2 separate regions of the Homo sapiens genome follow, and region 2 is linked to region 1. Evidence: chromatin loops called from intact Hi-C (ENCODE). Cell type or tissue: PC-3. All regions are shown on one strand. Links, peaks and the distances in the headings refer to the core of each region. The heading gives the core; the rest is flanking DNA.

What was found. Hi-C counts contacts between places; a loop is a spot of excess contacts. Peaks named below come from ENCODE experiments on the same cell type or tissue, not always from the same donor. Only the 100,000 strongest peaks of a DNase experiment are listed, where the experiment ranks them.
Region 2: it touches region 1 in a loop (5-fold over the local background); 1 of 110 quality-filtered maps calls a loop at or near these places.

What each region holds. Positions count from the first base shown.
Region 1 is chr21:30,728,887-30,740,203 of GRCh38, forward strand. No RefSeq gene overlaps it. Among named protein-coding and RNA genes, the nearest start is that of KRTAP21-2, 13 kb to the right of the region's middle. In PC-3, for the core only: a CTCF peak has its summit at 4,356 (motif pointing left); a DNase peak (open chromatin) is centred at 4,335.
Region 2 is chr21:30,615,839-30,627,155 of GRCh38, forward strand. KRTAP20-4 (keratin associated protein 20-4) reads left to right here and starts at 4,789. Exons shown (of 1, transcript NM_001350977.1): 1 at 4,789-5,012. The coding sequence starts at 4,820. The coding sequence ends at 4,954. It overlaps KRTAP20-1 (keratin associated protein 20-1), which reads left to right and starts at 587. Exons shown (of 1, transcript NM_181615.2): 1 at 587-861. The coding sequence starts at 617. The coding sequence ends at 787. In PC-3, for the core only: no CTCF peak of the experiment used is centred there; DNase peaks (open chromatin) are centred at 4,443, 6,173 and 6,423; H3K4me3 peaks cover 944 bases; H3K27ac peaks cover 3,490 bases.

The sequences.
Region 1 (11,317 bases), core at 2,461-7,460:
AGATGACGTGATTGTACATTTGGAAAACTGCATCGTCTCAGCCCAAAAACTCTTTAAAGTGATAAGGAACTTCAGCAAAGTCTCAGGATACAAAAATCAATGTGCAAAAATCACAAGCATTTCTATACACCAATAATAGACAGAGAGCCAAATCATAGTAAACTCCCATTCACAATTGCTACAAAGAGAATAAAATACCTAGGAATACAACTTAAAAGGGATGTGAAGGACCTCTTCAAACAGAACTACAAACCACTGCTCAAGGAAATCAGAGAGGACACAAACAAACGGAAAAACCTTCCAGGCTCATGGATAGGAAGAATCAGTATCGTGAAAATGGCCATACTGCCCAAAGTAATTTATAGATTCAATGCTACCCCCATCAAGCTACCATTGACTTTCTTCACAGAATTAGAAAAAACTACTTTAAATTTCATATGGAACCAAAAAAGAGAGTATATAGCCAGGACAATCCTCAGCAAAAAGAACAAAGATGGAGGCATCACACTACGTGACTTCAAAGTACACCACAAGGCTACAGTAAACAACACAGCATGGTACTGGTACCAAAACAGATACATAGACCAATGGAACAGAACAGAGGCCTCAGAAATGATGCCACACGTTTACAACCATCTGATCTTTGACAAACCTGACAAAAACAAGCAACGGGGAAAGGATTCCCTATTTAATTAATGGTGTTAGGAAAACAGGCTAGCCATATGCAGAAAACTGAAACTGGACCCCTTCCTTACACCTTACACAAAAATTAACTCAAGACGGATTAAAGACTTAAACATAAGACCTAAAACCATAAAAACCCTAGAAAAAAATCTAGGCCATACCATTCAGGACACAGGCATGGGCAAAGACTTCATGACTAAAACATCAAAAGCAATGGCGACAAAAGCCAAAATTGACAAATGGGATCTAATTAAATTAAAGAACTTCTGCATAGCAAAAGAAACTGTCATCAGAGTTAACAGGCATCCTACAGAATGGGAGAAAGTTTTTTCAATCTACCCATCTGACAAAGAGCTAATATCCAGAATATACAAGGAGCTTAAACAAATTTACAAGAAAAAAAAAACATCAAAAAGTGGGTGAAGGATATAAAAAGACACTTTTCAAAAGAAGACATTTATGCTGCCAACAAACATATGAAAAATAGCTCATCATCACTGGTCATTAGAGAAATGCAAATCAAAACCACAGTGAGATACCACCTCATGCCAGTTAGAACGGCAATCATTAAAAAATCAGGAAACAACAGATGCTGGAGAGAATGTGGGGAAATAGGAACGCTTTTACACCGTTGGTGGGAGTGTAAATTAGTTCAACCATTGTGGAAGATAGTGTGGCAATTCCTCAAGGATCTAGAACTAGAAATACCATTTGATCCAGCAATCCCATTACTGGGTATATACCCAAAGGATTATAAATCATTCTACTATAAAGACACATGCGCAAGTATGTGTATTACAGCACTATTCACAATAGCAAAGACTTGAAACCAACTCAAATGCCCATCAATGATAGACTGGATAAAGAAAATGTGTCACATATACACCATGGAATACTATGCAGCCATAAAAAAGAATGAGTTCATGTCCTTTGCAGGAACATGGATGAAGCTGGAAACCATCATTCTCAGCAAACTAACACAGGACAGAAAAACACACCACATGTTCTGACTCACAAGTGGGAGCTGAACAATGAGAACACATGGACGCAGGGAGGGGAACGTCACATACCAGGGCCTGTCGGGGCTTGGGGACTAGGGGAGGAATAGCATTAGGAGAAATACCTATTGTACATGATAGGTTGATGGGTGCAGCTAACAACCATGGCACATGTATACCTATGCAACAAACATTCACGTTCTGCACATGTATCCCAGAAATTAAAGTATAAAAAAAATTAGTTTTAACTAACATCCAAAATGGATTAACAGTTCATCAATTAAAAAAGTCTTTGCAACATGAATGAATACTTTTCATCTTCTTTAAACTAATCATGTGAATTCACAATATGCACTCTCCCAGCAGTTTTAGAATGAGCACTACTTAGTGAAGGGTCTTTTGAAATATAATTGTAACTATATGTAAAATACAACTGTTTTCTATAACATTTTACCTTTTTGCCTATATAATCAAAATGAAAGTATTATTTATGTGCTCAGTTTCACAAGTTTGGAAGCTTTCCTACCTTTTCCTGTGATCTATAGATTACTCAAACTCTTCAGAATTGTCTCTTCCTTGAAGTCTTTGAAGCTATCTGGATAGCTTTTAGGGGTAGGTGTAGAACAATTTCCTCAAGAATTTCATAGATACTAAACTACATATATTTCCTATCTATTTTAGCAACATTCAGCAATTTAGGTCTTCCTGGAGAAAATACATTTTTCTAGATTTTAACATTTTTAACATAAATCAATAGAAAGTATTACCCAATAGCTTTGACTTCTGTGTCAGCTGGCTTTGTCTTCTTATTTATCCCTAATTTGTGTGCTTGCCTGTTTTTTTCCTTCTTTGAAAAACCACTTAGATATTTATCACCAAGGTACAAAAAGCTCTTGGATTTATTATACTTTATACTGCTTTTCAGTTTTCTATTCATTAATTTTAGCTAAAATTATTTTCTCCTGCTTTTTTTGTCTATTTTTTCTTTATATAAATTTTCAAATTCAGTAGCTTTTTGTTCCATTTTTACATTTATATAATAAGAATGTAATAAAGGCGCTTAATTCTATAACTTTCCTGTAAATACAGCTTTGGCAATATACCAGAGGTTTTTATATGCAGTCTCCTTGCTTATTAAATTTTAATTTATTTTCTTCTTTGACTACAAAATTGTTTATTCTCACATTTTTTAACACTATTTTTCTTCTGTTATTTATTTCTAGCTTTCTAATATTGTTCCCAGTGTCTATAACCTACACTAATTCTATCTTTTGGAATATATTGATGTTCAATTAAAAAAAAAAACCTTACAAGTGCTTAAAAGAAGGTGATTTTCTGTAGTGCATGGAGTTTATTACATAGTTTTGAAATCTTTTTAATTTCCCATTCATTTATCTGTGTTCAATGTAATCTTTTAAGGACTAAAGGAGGCAATTAGTTTCACACTAGTACTGATTTTCTGCCAATATCTCTAGATACAACATTTACTTTGGTTTTGACTTTATAGATTTCAATACTATGTCACTTGTTGAGTTACATTTCAGTAAAATATAAGCCTCCTTTGTAATTGTTTAAACATGTTACATTTATTTAAAGTTTCATATTAAATTTGCAAACATTTTTATATTTGTTCCATTTGATAACTAATCTTCACATTTAATTTTTAACTTCTGATTTATTTTTACATGTGAGTCTCATAGAAATTATGTAATAGTATTTGTAGTTTGCTTTTGTATTTACTCAATTTATGTATTTATTTGAAAAGCTAAATTTGTCATGTATATTTGTATCTTACTTCTGTCTCTTAATATAACATTTTGTTTTACATCCTTCCTTTTTGTGTCCTTTATTTTCTCTATTTTGTTTTATAGTCTGGGTTTCTTCTATTTCCGACATCCCCAAATTACCTTTATTTTTATTGTTATATTCACTGAACATTTTCCTAGTTTTCTAATTATTTTTACTCTTAGCACTTAATTTATTTCTTTAGGTTTTAGACATATGTTAATTATCTATACTAAACTGTATGTTTAAATGGTTTTAATACTTAACATTACCCCTTGGAACCAAAACTCTCCTATTTATCAATTATTTGTTCCTATTCAACCTTCAGTTGAGTAGTGTATATCTTCAAGTAGTTTTGGGGTTTTTTTAATTGTTTTACCTTGCTTTGTTTTTCCATTTTCCAAGTTACATTAGTAATCCTTCCTGGAGGTTTGCATATTTGAAAATAATTTAATGTTATCTCAATCTATGAACAATATTGGGGTAAGGTTAAAATTCTTGATGTAGCAACTCTTTTCCTCAAGATATTGTAGTTGATATTCTATTTCCTTCTGATTTCCTAGCTATGGAAGAAAAGGACAGAATTGTTACTGTTCTCTTTAGATGGCTCTCCCTAGTCCCATGTAGGTTTCGGTTTATTCATGAAGTTCAATAATCCTGGTAAGTTATGTTTTGTTGTTTCTGCTTTTCATTTATCTTGATGAACATTGACAACTCTTGTTATCAGTAGATTTAATTTTTTCAATTTAATAAAATTTTCACCTACTGTACCATTTAATGTTTTTGTTTCTTTTTTTTTTCAATTGTTTTCATTGAAGATACCTGTTATGCTTGTTTTGGAGTGCCGTCATCTTCTGGACAACATCTAATTGGATGCTACCACCTTCTGGTCACTTTGTTCACCATGACTATTTGTTGGATTCAATATTATATTTTTCATGTCTATCCTCTATCACTGATACATTTTTATTCATATTATTTTCTTTCTTTCTTCACTTTAAAATCTTTTCTGATATTATTTCTTCCCTCACTTTATTTTCTAATTCTACCAATACCTTTTCTTATCTCAATATAGTGACTTATTTAATTTGGTATTGAGTTGATCTTCTTAATTTTTTTTTGGTATTAAGCAATACATTCTAAATTTTTCTTCTGGTTCCTAGTGTAAATCATTTTCAGAAATATTGTTCTGTGTATGTTTTTAGTAATATATTAATCTTCTTTGTTGTTGCAAAACATTTACAACAGTCCCATGCTGTGGTGTGTTTTTTATTCTTTTTGGGAAAGTTCATTCAAGGTTACTATCTTTCATTAAGTCTTTTTTGTTAATCTGGGAAATACCCGAATCCATTCCATCTCCATATCTGGATTAAAACCTGCAATTTCACCACCATCTTATTCTGAATTTTTTCCTTTTCCTTTCCTTCGGTGCTTTGAAATAGCTCCAACTATGCCAAAGATATTTTAAAAATAAATGACTTACTTCACAAAAATACAGATATCTATATATTTGTGGAAAAGGCTGATTGGCTTAGGTAAAATTGTTACTAATTATGCAATTTGTACTAAATGGAATTTAAAAATCAATGGTAAAACCCAGGAAACTTGTAAAAGACCTTAGATTTAGAAATATTTGCTTGAGGCAATTCGCTAGGCTTCTGAGGGCGAATATTTCAAATCATGTTATTGCTACTGCAGTCTCTCTTCATCACCATACTAAAGGTGTCTATAAGCCATTATTTCTTATCACAAAAGCTGCCAATATAAAAATCAAAGCACAACAAATAGCAAAACACACTGTGTCTCCTGCTGTAAAACCTGCTGTGGATGCAGATGTGTGTCCACTTTGAAGTGTCAAGAACTAACCAGAAATTTTGAAATGTTTGTGAATAGATGCTTAATTTTACCTAAAACCAAATAAGCAATACTGTAGTTGATTCGCTTATAAAAGGTAACCTATTATTGGCTTACAACCAATAAATGATTATGTTATAAAAGGTAATCATTCATTGGATTACAACCAATAAATGTTCTAAGATATACAAAAAGCAGACTTCCTATCACAAAGGAAACTTTATTAGAAATCTCATTCTAAGCTCCTATTCTTAGAATATTATGATCACAACAATGCAGAATCAACAAATACAAGTGGTTTTTTTTCTGAGTGTCTGAGTTTTTATGTCTTCCAAAAATAAGGTATAAATTCTAAAAACTGAAATCTTTTCATTGATTTGCAAGTACTTAACAATAAAATGTTTGAAAGTGACTCTCAAACTTGTATGGAGAGGAAGAGTATTTACATGCAAGGACAAAGAAGGAAACTATATATAAGAAGATGAAGTCAAATATACAGAATGTGTTGGAATTCACAATCTGGGATAAAAATAACTGGCACCTTAGGTCACTAGATAGTCTATAGCCAGAGCAACTAGAACTGTATGGACGTCAAGAGAAGACTCCTACCCCACAGACTCAACAGGAGCCAGAGGCATCACTTTCACCAGCACTGCACAAGCACGCTGGTTGGTTTCCACACCTCTCTGCCAGCAACAACCGTAAAAACTGTTACCTGTCTGATGATAAATAAAATTAAAATAGTATGGATTTTTTTATTTTGAATTTTCCTAACTACGAGTGGATTTGAATATCTTAATATGTTTGGACTATTGTACTTCTCTTACATAGAATGTCTACTTATAATCATCTGCCTATTTTTCTATTGAGTTATATAACTTTCTATATATTAAGACATTAATATTCCTGTATTATCCCCATTCGTCTCTGGGTTTCTGTTCATGATAGAGGTCTCCATTGTGTGTGTGTATATGGACGTGTGTGTGTATAATGTGTGTGCATTTGTGACTGTGTTGTGTGTGGATGTGTATGTGTACTCCCTTGGTTTTTCTTTTTTGCAGAGGGCTTTTTTAATTTTCATTTTGCTTTGTTTGTTTTTTCACTTCACTTTTTATACTTAAACTGTTAATATTTCTGCAATACTTTTTACAGATAGTTTAACTGAAGATCCACTTTTATTGTTTTCTAGATGGACGGTCAGTTGTATTGGCACTATTTCTCAAATAATTTTTTTTCACCATGTTGTACTATGAAGTTTACCTTATGTTATATTCTCAAAAGTACTCAGATGTGTTTCTAAATTCTTGTTTATATTCCTTTTTATTTTTCTATTCTTAAACCAAAACAATATTCTCATTTCTCATGAGAGAAAATTTTCCCTTGAGTCCTGATAATGTATTTTATGCACATTTTGAATAATTTTATTGAATAAAGAATCCAGTAGATGTCTTAATTTACGTATCAATTTAGAAGATTTAAATTTTATGATAGATCTTTCCGGTCAAGATTACATCTGCATTTCCATTTCTTCAGCTTTTTATTTTCTTTCATAAGATATTCTATTATAGTATTGTGCAAATTGAATAAGTCTTTGAAACTTTCTTTCTAGCTTTTCCTGAGCATTGTATAGTTATAGCACATTATCAGAATCATCTCCATTTCTAAATGTAGGTAAGCAGAAAATCTTTTTAAACTTATTTTTCTGGTGTTCATACATCTTACAAATTTTCTGATTAATTTTGCTATATTTGTTTTACTTTAATAGCTTGAGTTTTCTTTGCACACAAAGATATAATCAAAAAGATCATTTCTTTTTTCCAATGTTTTTGCCTATTATTTTATTTTCTTCTCTCTTTGCACTTGATAATGATGTTGGCAGCTGCTAACCCTGTCTGCTTCTTAATAATAACTAAAATTGCTTTATTATTTGGCTGAAGTAGATAAAAACATGCTGCTTTTGCTATTTGGTTAAAATCCTTTATTATATTTAAACAATTTTCTTCTATTGTATTTTATTTCAAATATTTCAAGGTAAGAATTATTTAACTCTATCAAAGACTTTTTCTCACCTAAATATGCAATCTGAGCCAATATTTGAAGCTTACATGTCACTTACAATCTTCAGAATTTTGAAAAAGGATGGCACATATCAATTTTCAGAAAACAGCTATTGTTGTTATGAAGATTTTCACTTTAATCAAGGATATCTGTGTTTTGTTTGCCACATAATATTAATCTTAGAAAAATGTGTGCATTTCTGCAGTAGAAATCTACTCATCTCAAAACATGTCCTCAATGACAAATTTTCATGATAAATTTGTAATAGTGTTGCAATGTCTAATTGCATTGATTTACATCCCAGTCGCATTTTATATCTCTTGATCTTACAGTAAATTTAACATTCTGATTACTGGTACTGCTTCTCCTGTCTTCAGAATATCCCAAGTAGTAATTTTCAGACTTATTTTCAAATCCTTGCTTGTCAGCATTTGCCACAATTAGAATATTGCAAATATTTAAGGAATACTGTTTTGTTTTTTGTTTTTTTCTATTTTGGAGCCCTTCTTTCATTTTAGTTACAATTATTTCCCAATGAAAATTCATTTCCCTTGCCTCATGCCAAGATTGCAAAAATTAGTTTTCCTAAATTGGTTGTTCTACTTTCAGGATTTAATGTCTTTATAGAAAATTTTAATTCAAAACTAAACTTAAATATGTTATGATTTTTCATAGCATTTTTCATTACTATAAAACTTTTTAGGTTCTTTTTAGTCCCATTAAGTATGGTTACTTCCCCTACGAAATATAGTGACTGAAGTGCTATCCCAGCTTCTCACTATGGATCCCAGGCAACTTTCTATAGCTTGTCTGTAATCAAGTTTCTGATAGCCACTAGTCTTTGCATCTTTAAAAACTACATTACATTTCTCACTCTCAGACTAATTTACGATTTTTTTTGGCGGGGGTAGGAACGGAGTTTCGCTTTTGTTGCCCAGGCTGGAGTGCAATGGCGCCATGTTGGCTCACTGCAACCTCCACCTCCCAGGTTCAAGCAATCTTCCACCTCAGCCTCTCAGGCAGCTGGGATTACAGGCACCCGCCACCATGCCTGGCTAATTTTTGTATTTTCAGTAGAGACAGGGTTTCATCATGTTGGTCAGGCTGGTCTCGAACTCCTGATATCAGGTGATCCACCTGCCTTTGCCTCCCAAAGTGCTGGGATTACAGGTGTGAGCCACCACTCCCAGCCTGCAAATGTTTATAAAGTGGAAAATCTTTTGAAATTAGAGAGACCTGTGTCAGAATCCTGGCTCCACCATTTATAAACTGAACAAACATAAGAAACGTTCTTCAACTAATTGAGCATCAACTAAAAATGTGTGTGATAATATGTACCCCAATCATTTGTTCAATTTCTATTAATTGAACGTTAATGAAGAAAACAAATACAAATCCTGAGAAAAATATCTTAATGTTAAACTAACTGCAATGTGATGAAAGCATTTTATACGATAAATTATTGCTGAGACCACTGCATCAATTCACTGGACCTGTAATCATAACATATATTCAATTCCACAATTATGGAAAGTGTGTATCTGCTACTTGAAAACATTTGGTTGGAAAACATTTTATTATTTTAAATGGAAAACAATTCAGATCCTTATTTCAAATTTTGATATCACTGAAAAGATTAGTATCGTAGGAAAAGAGATCATGTTGGAGAGTATGACTATTTTGCTTATATTCATAATTTTAGATGTTACATCTGGAGATTTAAGAAAATATAAACGTTAATTATAGAACATCTATCACTAATTACAGGGAATATGTCTTAGAGAGCCCTGTGCATAAATGTATTAATTAGTCTCTTAAAACCCTGATTACTGCTTTCCCTTTGCAGCCTCCCATAGAGCAAAGAAATTCATTATAATGAAGAGATCTTACAAAAATTCACATTATGCAAATTGCCTTTGGAAATACTATGAAATGTGAACCTCCCAAAAACTTTGAGAAGATATTTTATCCCATGTTATATGTAAGAAAACTGAGTTTTAGGGAGCAATTGTGTTACTAAACCAAAGTAAGAAAAGAAATAAGTAGCAAAGAAATATGCCATTGAGGACATAATCCTGGCAAATGATCATCACCTCAACTGTCCTTGAAGAGTTACCAGAATGAGATGACTGTTTCCCAGGGCAACTGAACTATTACCATATTATATCTCCTAATCTCTCTGCATCCTAGTGTGAGTAGGTTGCTATATCCCTTCAAGAACTGAAACAGACCATATTCATTATAGCATTAATCCATGAACACATTTATGAGTTCCTCTGCAATGGCTTTACTAATCTTGTTCCTCTTTTCCCTGCTTTGAGTTGCATTTTCTGTACAGATCCCAGAAATCCAGAAATACTGACTCTAACAGTAGGTAGATGCTTCAAAGCTCACTTTGAACGTGATATACTCCTTCCTAACTCTGCAATAGAATCGAGCATAATTTTTTCTTTTTGGGTCACATTATTCTTATTCATGTTGCCCTGACCCAACCTTCAATTATTTTTATTATAGAATCACTAAATTACAAAGTAGAAGTGAATAATGTGAATGAATTAATTAAGCCCAAGTTTTGAATGCACATATTTACTCAGACTTTTCTAACTGAAGATGCAAATTCTTCAACAACTTCAGGATAGAAATGTTTACAAGACAGCCTATTCCAATTTCACACTATTCTAGCCTTTAAGAACAAGTTTCTTTGTTTTTTGCTTTTTTTTTTTTTTTTTTTTTTTGAGACAGGATCTCACTCTGTTGCCCAGGCTGGCGTGCAGTCGTGCGATCATGGCTCACTGCAACCTCAACCTCCCAAGCTCAAGTGACCCACCCACCTCAGCCTCCTGAATAGCTGGGACTACAGGTGTGCACCATCATGCCTGGCTAATCCTTGCATTTTTTTCATAAACATGATATTTTGCAGAAAAAACAATTTATCTTGTAAAATTTATTTGTCTTTAAATTCTACCCATTGAATCTTGTGGTCTTCAGTGGAAACACAAAGCAGAATAAACCTAATTTTCTGTCTCACACATACACACAAGAAGTCTTTGAAAAATGCCAAACAACTTAAACATAAAACAAGCATGAAACAGAGTACAGAGATAAACTCATTTACAAGCAATAACGGAGAATAGAGGTGGCAACACCAACCAATGACAAAGGGTTTAGTAGGTGGTGTTAAAGAAGCTGGCTTAATTCAGTGAAAAGGGAAACTGGAGCACCGCATATAAAGGTAGGCTCCAGCTGGACTAATGATCTGAGTGTGAAGTGTAAAACTTTAAAAATAATAAAAGAAAATGTAGCATATCTTTGACATAAAAATAAGGTAGATCTTCTCAAAAAATAACAAATCATAGATTTAAAATGTTTGTTCAATTATGCACGATATGAGCAAAAATAAATGATAGTTTTGGCGATATTTGCAGTGTCTAAAAATGACAAGGAAATTTATCAAGAATATACAATGAAGTCCTACAAATCAGTAAGAAAAAGACAGAAATCTCAATGGAAAAATGGGCAAAGGATATGGAAGAGAAACCACAAAGGTTAACACATACTGGAAGAAATGAAAATGTTCAAACCCGTTAGTAATCAGAGATATGCAAATTAAAACAGCAAGATAACTTTTTACTTCTCAAAAAAACATTAAAAGGTGATATAAAACAATATTGGCACATGTTTGAGGACATATAAGCTGCAATTTGGCAGTTTGGACTGATGCAGACATCCTGGAGACTAACCTGATGGTACTTACTAAAATAAAATATAAACACATCATTTGTCTCAGCAATTTACATTTTGGATTGATTCTCATAGAAGCCCATGGAGGACATGTTCATTGCACCAGTGCTGTGCTGAAGAGGCTGGGTGTGATTTAAGTGTGCATCCCTGAGATACTGAATGGACAAAATCTTGTGTATTAACCACATGGAGTACCA
Region 2 (11,317 bases), core at 4,002-9,001, 110 kb before region 1:
AAGTGCATTTGTACGTTTGTAAAGTTGTATCCTGTAAAAATGTTACCTGACTTATGTATTTAAAGTGAAATAAACTGTTCTATCTCTGAAGAAATATTGGGCAATATTACAGATCTCATACTCGAAAGACTTGCCCCTTAGGCACATCTGTCTCCCCAAAGCCATGCAGACAGACTTCTTCAACTGCAACTGGTAGATGAATGTAAAGGAATTAACAAGCCAAAACCAATTTGAATCAGATGAGATTTGCATAGTTTCTGTTATTTCATAGAATCTCATCATGAAATTTTAGTATGTGCTCTCAGGAAAAAAGGATGTTAAAACCAGGTTAAAAAAAATCTGTCATTCAAATCACATTCTTTGATTGTGAAAATCTTGACACAACACTAGAGGAATCCTAGCTATGAAGGCTTCACTATGCCTAATGAAATAAGAGATTTATGAGAGTGTTGCCTTGGCGGTGTTAGCGGTCAACCCAAAATAATTCATAATAAGAGCAACATTGCCTGTGATTTGCCACACCTACTACTGAGGAAGTATAAAAGACCTGTGAAGATGGAGATGTTCAAATTCAAGAACATCCTCTTCTACACCTGAACCATCCATTTCTGACACCATGATTTACTACAGCAACTATTATGGTGGCTATGGGTATGGTGGGCTTGGCTGTGGCTATGGCTGTGGTTATCGTGGCTATGGATGTGGTTATGGTGGCTATGGAGGCTATGGAAATGGCTACTACTGCCCATCTTGCTATGGAAGATATTGGTCATATGGTTTCTACTGAACAATTCTAGAGCTCACCAGATTTGTCTGCTTGTGAAACCTGGATTCTCATGCTGCTCTTGTTCATCTGATCCTGTGTCTTCAAAACAGCAGAAACCTAAACTAGGCTATTATCAAAGAACTACAGATGCTGTCTTTCTCTGGTTCTGTTGTGCAAGATGATAAAGAATAGGTTTTAAAATGCAATTCTTTGATTCTTAAGTCCTTTAAATAAATTTAGTCTGTTTGCAAATATAGTGTGTTTTCATGTTTATTATTTTCATTGTCAACTTTGCATGTGGATGATGGTAAGATGGAAACCTGTGGATAATTACTATCCCAAGGGGTTGACACTACATCTTATTTCATTTTCCTATTTTTTGTCCTTCTGTATATTTCTCACACTATTTAAAACTGAGCTTCTGTAGGGACACAGTTGATTGCTTTCTCTTCAAATAATTTCTACTTGAGCTTGACAAGCTACACACCTAAGGCTGGTGGCTGCATGCTGCTGACTGTCCTTGTTTCTCCAGAGCACATAGAAACACATACACATTTTAAGTTGTGGCTTCCATGAGTTTTCCAAGTTGTCTGCCTTCTGGTAGCTTCATCACTATGAAGCCTCTCAGTTGCCTGATGTTGTTGATATAGATCCTGTATACAGGAAGTGCTGTGCCATGTCTGGGAACCTGGATGTCTTTATAGGAAATCTCTTTATGATAGGCGATTTTGATAATGAAGTTCATTTCATATTTCATTGCATTCATGCAACAGCTCCTAAAGTATTCTAGGCATGCTGCTATATTGGGAGAGAGCATCTTTTCATGAATATTCAAGATTATTTCTGTTGTAATATTACTAAATTTTATCTAGTTGTATACTTTATAAAACTGGTATTTGTGTACTATTAGAATATTCTAATTGGGTTTTACATTTTTTCCAAACGGAAGAGTTTTAGTGAATTTTTACCACATGGTATGAAAATCAAACTTCTCAATTAATCTGTAAAAATAAACTATTGACATTAAGGAAACTATATTAGGGAAATTTAAAAAACAAGTTATACAACTAGATAATGGGATTAAAAGTTTGTATCATGATTTAATGAATACAGCAAACAATATATCTTTTCCAGTAATTAGAATAAAATGAATCTAGAAACAGAACTCCAAATCTATGCATTGCCAGTTCTTAAAATTTTCTAAAATATCAAAACATACCTAAAATAATATATTTACTATTATACATATTGTATATGTGTTATTGCTAATGATTATTAGCAATAACACATGTATAAAATTTATAAATAAATGGTTGAATTGAAATTGGGAATGCAGGTTCAAAATATTTACAGTATGGTTTTCTCATCTCACAAGTTTGAAGATCTCTGCTCTCGACCAAATTTTCTCAAGGTGTGGTCTAGGGACGCATGTGGGAACCAAAGACCCTTTTGAGGTCTCGATAAGGGCAAAATTATTTTCATAATACATTTTTCATTTTTACTGCCATACATTCATGAATGAACGGTGGAATTTTCCAGATATATGCATGTTATCACAACAGACTAAAAGCTAAATCAGATATGAGAAACTGTCTTCCATTAAGCGAGACATTAAAGAGATTGACCAAACATGTAAAACATTCCACTATTCCTAAGAAGTTTTTGCTCTAAAAAAATTATGTTTCTAAAAATATGAAATTATGACTGTTATTTTGAAATTGATTAACTCATATTTTAAAATCATCAATTTTAATTTTAAAAAGATGAATATCAGTAAATATAACACATAAAGAATGGCTTTTCAAGATCCTCAGTAAGTTCTTTTATGATCGAAGAGTTTTAAAATCATTACTCCAAACAAACTAATCCTATCCACCATTATTTCTTGGTGGTACGTTACTTGAGACAGAAGCATGCCTGAAATATTTTGGTTTAAATCCTCAAATATGGGAGTTATTTAATTAGGAAATAACACTATGCTCTTTGACTCTCTGTGTGTTGGTTTTAAAAAGTATGGTTCAAATAATAGATACATATTCCAACAAGAATTTTAAAAGAAAAGTGACAAAGTCTTCAATATCTCAAATATAAGAACTCAAGTGACTAACCCTACTTAAAATTCACTTTCTAGGGGCAATTAATCTGTATAGCATAAACGAGATTCTTTTAAAAGAGAATAATATAGCCCATGGCTTTTCTTTTCTTATATTTGCTGCCATCGTTCCCAGGGATATATTTAATTTTTAAGTGGAAACACTGTCTAAAATTTGGTTCCTAGCAGAATTTTCTCATTCCTTTTTCTATATTGTTGTATTAGATAGGAGTAGAATTTATTGCAAGTGATAGAAATAGTGTACATTTTAAGAATGTATTTCTCTTTCACATAATCAAAGTCTGGATTTAAGTCATCTCTAGCTGGTTTCTAGTCCTCAGTGACCCAGACTCATTCTAAATCATTGCTTCATCATTCATAAGATGTAACCTTCATCTTCATAGTCAAAGATGGTGGCATTTGTGTCCTAGGGAAGAGGACCAAGAAATATACAAAGAAGATGATAGACTCCATGCAACTTGAATCTTAAGGAAGGATCCAGAAAGCCGTCATATTATACCTTAAATTTTATGCATTGTTCAGAACTTCATCACATGACTAGAGTGGGTTTCAAAGAAGCTTGGGAAATTTAGAGGATTTTTTTCCTAAGTTGATCATGCCCAGCATAAAAAAAGAACTATTATATTCAAAGAAGGGGAGAATAGTGAAAACAAAGCAACTATTCATCTTTATTACCACTAGAGTCCATCAAGTTTGGCAAACAATATTGGTAACCAGCATAGTACTATAATGAACATCTCAGGTCAGTTATATCAAAACATCATAATAAAATTCTTTTTAATATATAAGCACCTTTTAAAATGTACATATATATTTATGTATGTCCACTTGCTTGTTACTGCAGATTAGTATGTGATCTTGTTTAGGCAATAAGAGATCCACTGTATGTTTTATTTTTTTTAAATAACAACATCTATTGGTTTTAAGTTTGTCAGAAAAAGCACCAAATTATTAAATGTAAATATTTAAGCTAAAAGTTGGAACAGGAAGTCCTCTAGGTCAAGCTTAGCACTTAGATGTGTGTTTACTTAGATGTATGTACTAAGTACTTATCTTAGTCCTCAGATGTGTGTCCTTACTTGTTTACAACAAATACTCCTTATTCCCCCAGGTGACTGCTATATGGATCCACTACCCTATTTCATATATTTATTTTCCACTGTCTCAAAAACGCTTTCCTGGAGAAGTCCAAAGAGAACATCAAAACAAATGTGAAAATACGGGAACCCGAGAGGTGAGATGTGGGAGATCTCACACCAATACTTCGATTTCTAAATAAATGTTTACAGTGATCTGACATAGAAGCAAAATCATGCTAACAAATAAATAAGACTCTCAAGATAAAAAAAAACATATGTGACTTTATATTAGCATTTTATTGTAAATGTGGTCAGTTCACTGTTAATAATCAATATAAAATATTATTTGGGATGAAAAGTTATTTACCCCAAGGAAAGAAATTGTGTAATTTACAAGATATTTTACTTCAGATAACTTTCCACTTGTATCACTTCCTCACTCAAATAAATATACTTCCAGTTTCTGTTTGCATATTTGACTCACCAGTAGAAATCATTAGAAGTAAAGAAAAAAATCTGGATCAGAGGGCTTGCATATTGTTAACATTTTAAGGAACCTGAGTCTAGACTTTAATAACAAACAAGAGTGAGAAGATCACCAAGACACAGGAAGCATCTTCTAATTAAGGGCATGTAACATTATTATTGAGTTTCAGACAAAATAGTTACATTTTTATAAGGATATCTGTACTTACTGAAATAAATTTCGTCAAGTTTTATTATGCAGCTTTCTCTGAAATATGAAACCAAACGGCCTCATACACTATTGAAGATGTATAAAATTTCATTTGCAGATGGTGACATTCAAACTGAGAAAAATAATTCCCTGATCCACAACTGAAACATCCACTTCTGAACACCATGTCCTACTACAGCCATCTTTCTGGTGGCCTGGGCTGCGGCTTGGCTGTGGCTGTGACTATGGGAAGGACTGTGGCTGTGGCTGAGTATGGCAGGTGCAGACATGGCTGCCACTCATCTTACTCTGCCAGGTAATGACACCATGGATTCCACTGAGGAACACCTAGAGCAGTTCAGTCTACTGCACTCCTCCAGCTTGATTTCCTGATTCTGTTTCTATAATTTTTCACGTGAGTAATTATATTTGCTATACAAACTCTGATAGCTCATCCTGGTGAACTTGAAGAACACAAAGTTCAGACCTGTCATGCTTCTGAATTCATGAAAAGAGCCAAAAATTCGTCAAAAATTATAGGTAAGTTTTATCTTTAATATTGTGCTACCAATAAATTTATTTTATATTTTCAATCAGTATCTTTCATATGAAAAAAATTTAAGTTCTATTTTAATTGATTGTTTTCTCATATTCAGGATGGTTCTACTTTATTCTACATTAATTTGTATAGAACTGTGAGGAACTGCTTTTGGGCGCTGCCTTTCATGCTATTCTGAGATGACACTGTTTCAAAAAAGATAAGCATAAAATCATCAGTCCATTATAATAACATGGGTATAAAAGCTACTTTCAAATGTACCTACAGGCAGCATTATTACCTATACATAAGGAAGCAAAATGTCATTTGACACAATAATAGTCCCATTTCCTGTTAACATATGCTAGGGCTATCTTTCTAAAACCCCACAGCTAGGTTGTCTCATTCAGATCTGTGCCTTCAGGTGGATAGAAATTGTCTTTTCTGCTTTCCACACTTCTTGCTGCTCCTCTCAGTTCTATAGCAAAAGAGGACAACACGTATCTCAGGTCCACCTTTCACTTGCATTGGGATATATTAACCTTGTTCATCCAATTTCTAATTTAAAGAAAACAAAACTGCTTTTTTGAATTATTCTAGCTTTTTTTTTTTTTTGAGACAGAGTTTCACTCTTGTTGCCCAGGCTGGAGTGCAGTTGTGCGATCTTAGCTCACTGTATTCTCCATCTCCTGGGTTCAAGTGATCCTCCTGCCTCAGCCTCCCAAGTAGCTGGAATTACAGGCAAATGCCACCAGGCCCTGCTAATTTTTTGTATTTTTAGTAGAGACTGGGTTTCACCATGTTGGCCAGGCTAATTTCGAACTCCTGACCTCAGGTGATCCACCTACCTTGGCCTCCCAAAGTGCTGGGATTACAGGCGTGAGCCACCGCACCTGGCCTTAATTATTCTAGTTTTCTTCTCCAAGCCAACCTAATAAGGAATAGGAATCTCCAATTCATAAAACGTCAGTGAGGAGCAATGTTTCTCAACATCCTATGTATGATTCACACAATATTCTTAAATATCAATACACGTGATGCAAGCACTCCAGAGAGTTCAAAGAAAAGTATTCATTATTTTTAAAACTTTTAATGGCATGATGTGGGAAATGTATTTTTTCCCATATTTTAAGAAGCCCTATTTTACTACATCAACAACTGATTTAAAATATCCTCCTCCAGTGTTTTATCTGATACAGTGGATTTTTCTCAAAGTCTCTTGCCTAACTGACACATTCTCAAGTGATGAATAATAAAAAAACACATTATTCCACACCCTATCATTGATAAAGGATCACAGCCCTGCAGCTAGAATAGTTGCCGCCTAATAAATATTTTGAATAAATAAATGAATGACAATGAATCATGTTGAAAATTTCATGTCTTTCTAGAATTTCTTATTTTTTATAGCAGAATGTGGAAGTAGGAATGAACTATCACAAAAGTCTTGATATACAAGTAAAGTTATTTTGCCCAGAGTATTGGCTGTCTGTTTGTATGCTCTGTGTGGAGTACTCGGGATAGAGCATAGCTTTTGCATAAGAGGAAATATGGACATTCCCAGTGTCTCACTCGTCTATATTATGACTGTGAATAGACTGAGAAACAAATTATATGCATCGCTCTTTGATCATTCTGTTAAACAGATCAAAACCATTTCTTCAAAATGGAATACAATAACTGCTTAATACATGATGTATATATGCATTACTTCAGCCATATTTAGCTATGCTATCCTTCAAGCAATTCCATGTGAATATCATTGTGTAGCTATGTTTCAGTCAACTAGACACATCACTGTGTCTTCTCTATTCGTTTTTTTCAAATCCACCTCTTTTGCTTCTTACATCTGCTATCCAGCCTGTCAGTGAGAAGTACTTCAAATGCTGTTCATCTTAAAGCCTAATCTGATTGATAGCTTCTTCTTGGAGAGAATCTAAGCTCTTTCACTAGAGAGAGGTGTTCTGTGGGCTGGAAGCAGTGGCTGATGCCTGTAATCCCAGCACTTTGGGAGGCCGAGTCAGGCAGATCACCTGAGGTCAGGAGTTGGAGACCAGCCTGGCCAACATGGTGCAACCCCATCTCTACTAAAAATACAAAAGTTAGCTGGGCGTGGTGGTCCACGCCTGTAATCCCAGGTACTCCGGGAGGCTAAGGCAGGAGAATCACTTGAATCTGGGAGGCGGAGGTTGCAGTGAGCCGAGATCATGTCACTACACTCCAACCTGGGCAAGAGAGTGAGACCGTGTCTGAAAAAAAAGGAAAAAAGAGAGAGGGGTTCGCTCTCTGCATTAGGCACCTGCTTCATCCAGTTGCCTTCTGAACAGAATTCGAAACTCACATATGTAATTATGTGTTCCTCGTGTCCATTTTCAGTTGCTTTATTCAAATACCTCACTCCATGGTGTGTACAACACTGTGCCAGGTTCTCAATACCAGAGGAGGACTCCCACTTCCTGGAGGATAACAAAGCTCATCCCAATGCCAGCATTAGGAATAAAAGTCCAAACACTTTTGCCCACTGCATCTTGGTAACAGAGTTGCCAAGGGAAACACAACAGCATCAAGCACAGGATGGAGCAATGCTTTTACTCACATCAGAAGAGACAAGGTGAGATCAGCTCCAACAGCGTGTGCCCATCCCTCATAGCTAGCGGGTCCCCAGGTTGCCACACAAGGCAATGAGACTATGCACACCCTTCTGGAGCCACAGTAAAAGGACCCCTCCCCATCACCCATGGAGTCTGAGATACTGAAAGCTAGGAGCACGTCTTGCCTGAGAGCCATTGACTTACAATCTTAGGCACACACTGAGCTTCAAACAGGTAATGCATCCCTACACAAGATGATAAACCTGGCACTGATTATATAGGCCTTTTTTTTTTTTTTTTTTTTTTGGACGGAGTCTCTCTCTCTTTCCCAGGCTGGAACGCAGTGGTGCAATCTCGGCTCACTTCAGACTCCACCTCCCAGGTTCAAGGGATTCCCCTGCCTCAGCCTCCTGAGTAGCTGGGATTGCAGGCATCTGCCATCACGCCAAGCTAATTTTTTTTTTTTTTTGTATTTTTGTAGAGACAGGGTTTCACCATGTTGGCCAGGCTGATCTTGAACTTCTGACCTCAGGTGATCCACCTGCCTCGGCCTCCCAAAGTGCGGGATTACAGGCATGAGACACCATGCTCAGCCCTGTAGGCTTTTTGTCTTTTGGCAAGGAAGTGTTCCAGGAACAAGACCCATTTTTATAGCGTTAAGTGGGAATCAAAAGACTGCATGCAAGCGACCAGCTTTCCCAACACACCAGAGCACGAGGACAGCTGTAGACACTAGGAACTGTATTAGGCCATTCTTGCATTGCTGTAAAGAAATATCTAAGACTGCGTTACTTGTAAGAATAGGGGTTTCATCGTCTCATGGTTCTGCAGGCTGCACAAGAAGCACTGTGGCATCTGTTTCTGGGGGTTGCCTCAGGAAGCTTCCAATCATGGCAAAAGGTGAAGAGGGAGCAGGCATATCATGTGTCAAAAGCAGGAGCAAATGCAGAGCAGGGAGGTGCCAGATACTTTCAAATGACCAGCTCTCATGACCACTCACTATCATACTATCACAAAGACAGCACCAGGCCATAAGGAATCTGCCTCCGTGATCCAAACACCTCTCACCAAGGCCCACCTCCAGCAATGGGTATTACAATTCAATATGAGATTTGGGTGGGACCACATAGCCAAACTATATCATTCCATCCCTGGCCTCCCCCAAATCTCATATCCTTCTCACATTGCAAAATATAATTATGTCTTCCCAACAGACCCTCTTAAGTCTTAACTCATTCCAGTATTTGCTCAAAACTCCAAAGTCTCATCTGAGACAAGGCAAATCCCTTGCACCTATGAACCTGTAAAATTGTTTTTTAAAAAGTTATCTGCTTCCAAGATGCAATGGGGGTATAGGCATTGAGTAAACATTCCCATTTCAAAAGGGAGAAATTGGTCAAAATAAATGGGCTACAGGCCTCATGCAAGTATGAAACCCAACAGGGTAGTCATTAAATCTTAAAAATCCAAAATAATCTCCTTTGACTCCATATCCTACATCCAGGGCACACTGGTCCAAGGGGTGGGCTACCAAGGCCTTGGACAACTCCACCCCTGTGGCTTTGCATGGTGCAGTCCTGGTAGCTGCTCTCATAGGTTGTTGCAGAGTTCTTGTAACTTTTCTAGGCATAGAGTACCATCTGGAGAGAGATGGCCTTTTCACAGCTCTACTAGGCAGTGCCCCAGTGGGGACTCTGTGTGAAGCCTCCAATCCCATATTTCCCCTCCACACTGTCCTACTAGAGTTTCTCTGTGGGGGCTCCATGCTGTAGCAGGAATCTGCCTGGACACCCAGGCTTTTTCATACATCCTTTGAAATCTAGGCAGAGGTTACCAAGAATCCACCACTCTTGCACTCTGTGAACCAGCAGGCTTAACACCATTGGAAGCCACCAAGGCTTATGGCTTGCACCATCCAGAGCAGCAGCCTGAGCTATACCTGAGCCCCTTTGAGCCAAGGCTGCAGTCGGAATAGCAGGTATGTGGACAGTGTTGTCCTAAGGCTGCACAGGGGCAGCAGGGCCCCGGGCATGGTCCAGGAAACTGTTCTTTCCTGCTAGGCTTCTGGGCCTGTGATGGGAGGGGCTGCCGTGAAGGTCTCTGAAATATTCTTGAGGCCTTTTCCTCATTGTCTTGGCTATTAGCACTTGGCTCCTTTGTAATTATGCAAATATCTCTAGTAAGTGGTAGCACTACAGCCTGCTTGAATTCCTCTCCAGAAAAACACTTTTCTTTCTTTGGCACATAACCAGGCTGCAACTTTTCCAAACTTTTGTGCTCTGCTTCCTGTTTAAATATAAATTCCAACTTTAAGTCATTTATTTGTTCCTGCATCTGAATTTAGGCTGTTAGGAGCAGCCAAGACCACAGCTTGTATGCCTTGTTGCTTAGAAATTTCTTGCCAGATACCCTAGGTCACTACTCTCAAGTGAAAACTTCCACAGATCCCTAGGTTATGAACAGAATGCAGCCAAGTTCTTTGCTAAGGCATAACACGTGTGACCTTTGCTCCAGTTGCCAATAATTTCCTCATTTCCATCTGAGATCTCATCAGCCTGGCCTTCACTGTCCATATCACTAACAGAATTTTGGTCACAGCCATTTAATGATTCTCTAAGAAGTTCCAAACCTTGCCTTATCTTCGTGTCTTCTTCTGAGCTCTCCAAATTCTTCCAACCCCTACCTCTTATCCAGTTTCAAAGATGCATCCACATTTTCAGATATCTTTATAGCAATGCCCCACTCCTCAGTACCAATTTTCTTGTTAGGGCATTTTTGCGTTGTTATAAATAAATACCTGAGGCTGAGTAATTTACAAGAAAAGAAGCTTAATTGGCTTATGATAAAAGGCCCTGGGCAAATAGTGACATTCAGACTGAGCATCTGGGTTCCCTGATCCTTGACTGAACCTCCCACTCCTAACATCATATGCTACTATAGTAACTACCACGGTGCCCTGGGCTATGGCTGTGGCTGCTATCTCCCATCTTGCTGTGGCAGATATTAGGCTATGGGGCTATGGATTTTTTTTTTTTTCCCAGAGACGGAGCCTTACTCTGTAGCCCAGGCTGGAGTGCAGTGGCACAATCTCGGCTCACTACAACCTCCACCTCCCAGGTCCCAGTTCAAGCAGTTCTCCTGACTTAGCCTCCCGAGTAGCTGGGCCATGCCCAGCTAATTTTTTATATTTTTAGTAGAGACGGGGTTTCACCATGTTGGCCAGGCTAGTCTTGAACTTCTGACCTCGTGATCTGCCTGCCTCGGCCTCCCAAAGTGCTGGCATGAGCCACTGTGCCCAGCCAGGCTATGGATTCTACTAAGAAACTTCTAGAGAAACCCCAGGACTCCTTTCCCTATGTTACCCGACTCCATATTCTGTGTTCTTCTCTTTTTAAAATACTGATTATCTCATCTTAGGCTACTTTGGGAAGAGATAGTAGTTTAAATTCTACATCCATCATTTAAATTGAATATAATCATCTGGAATAACTTACTTTATAAAAGAAATGTTTTCTCTTCATACCGTATTACGATTATTGCTCCACATACATTTT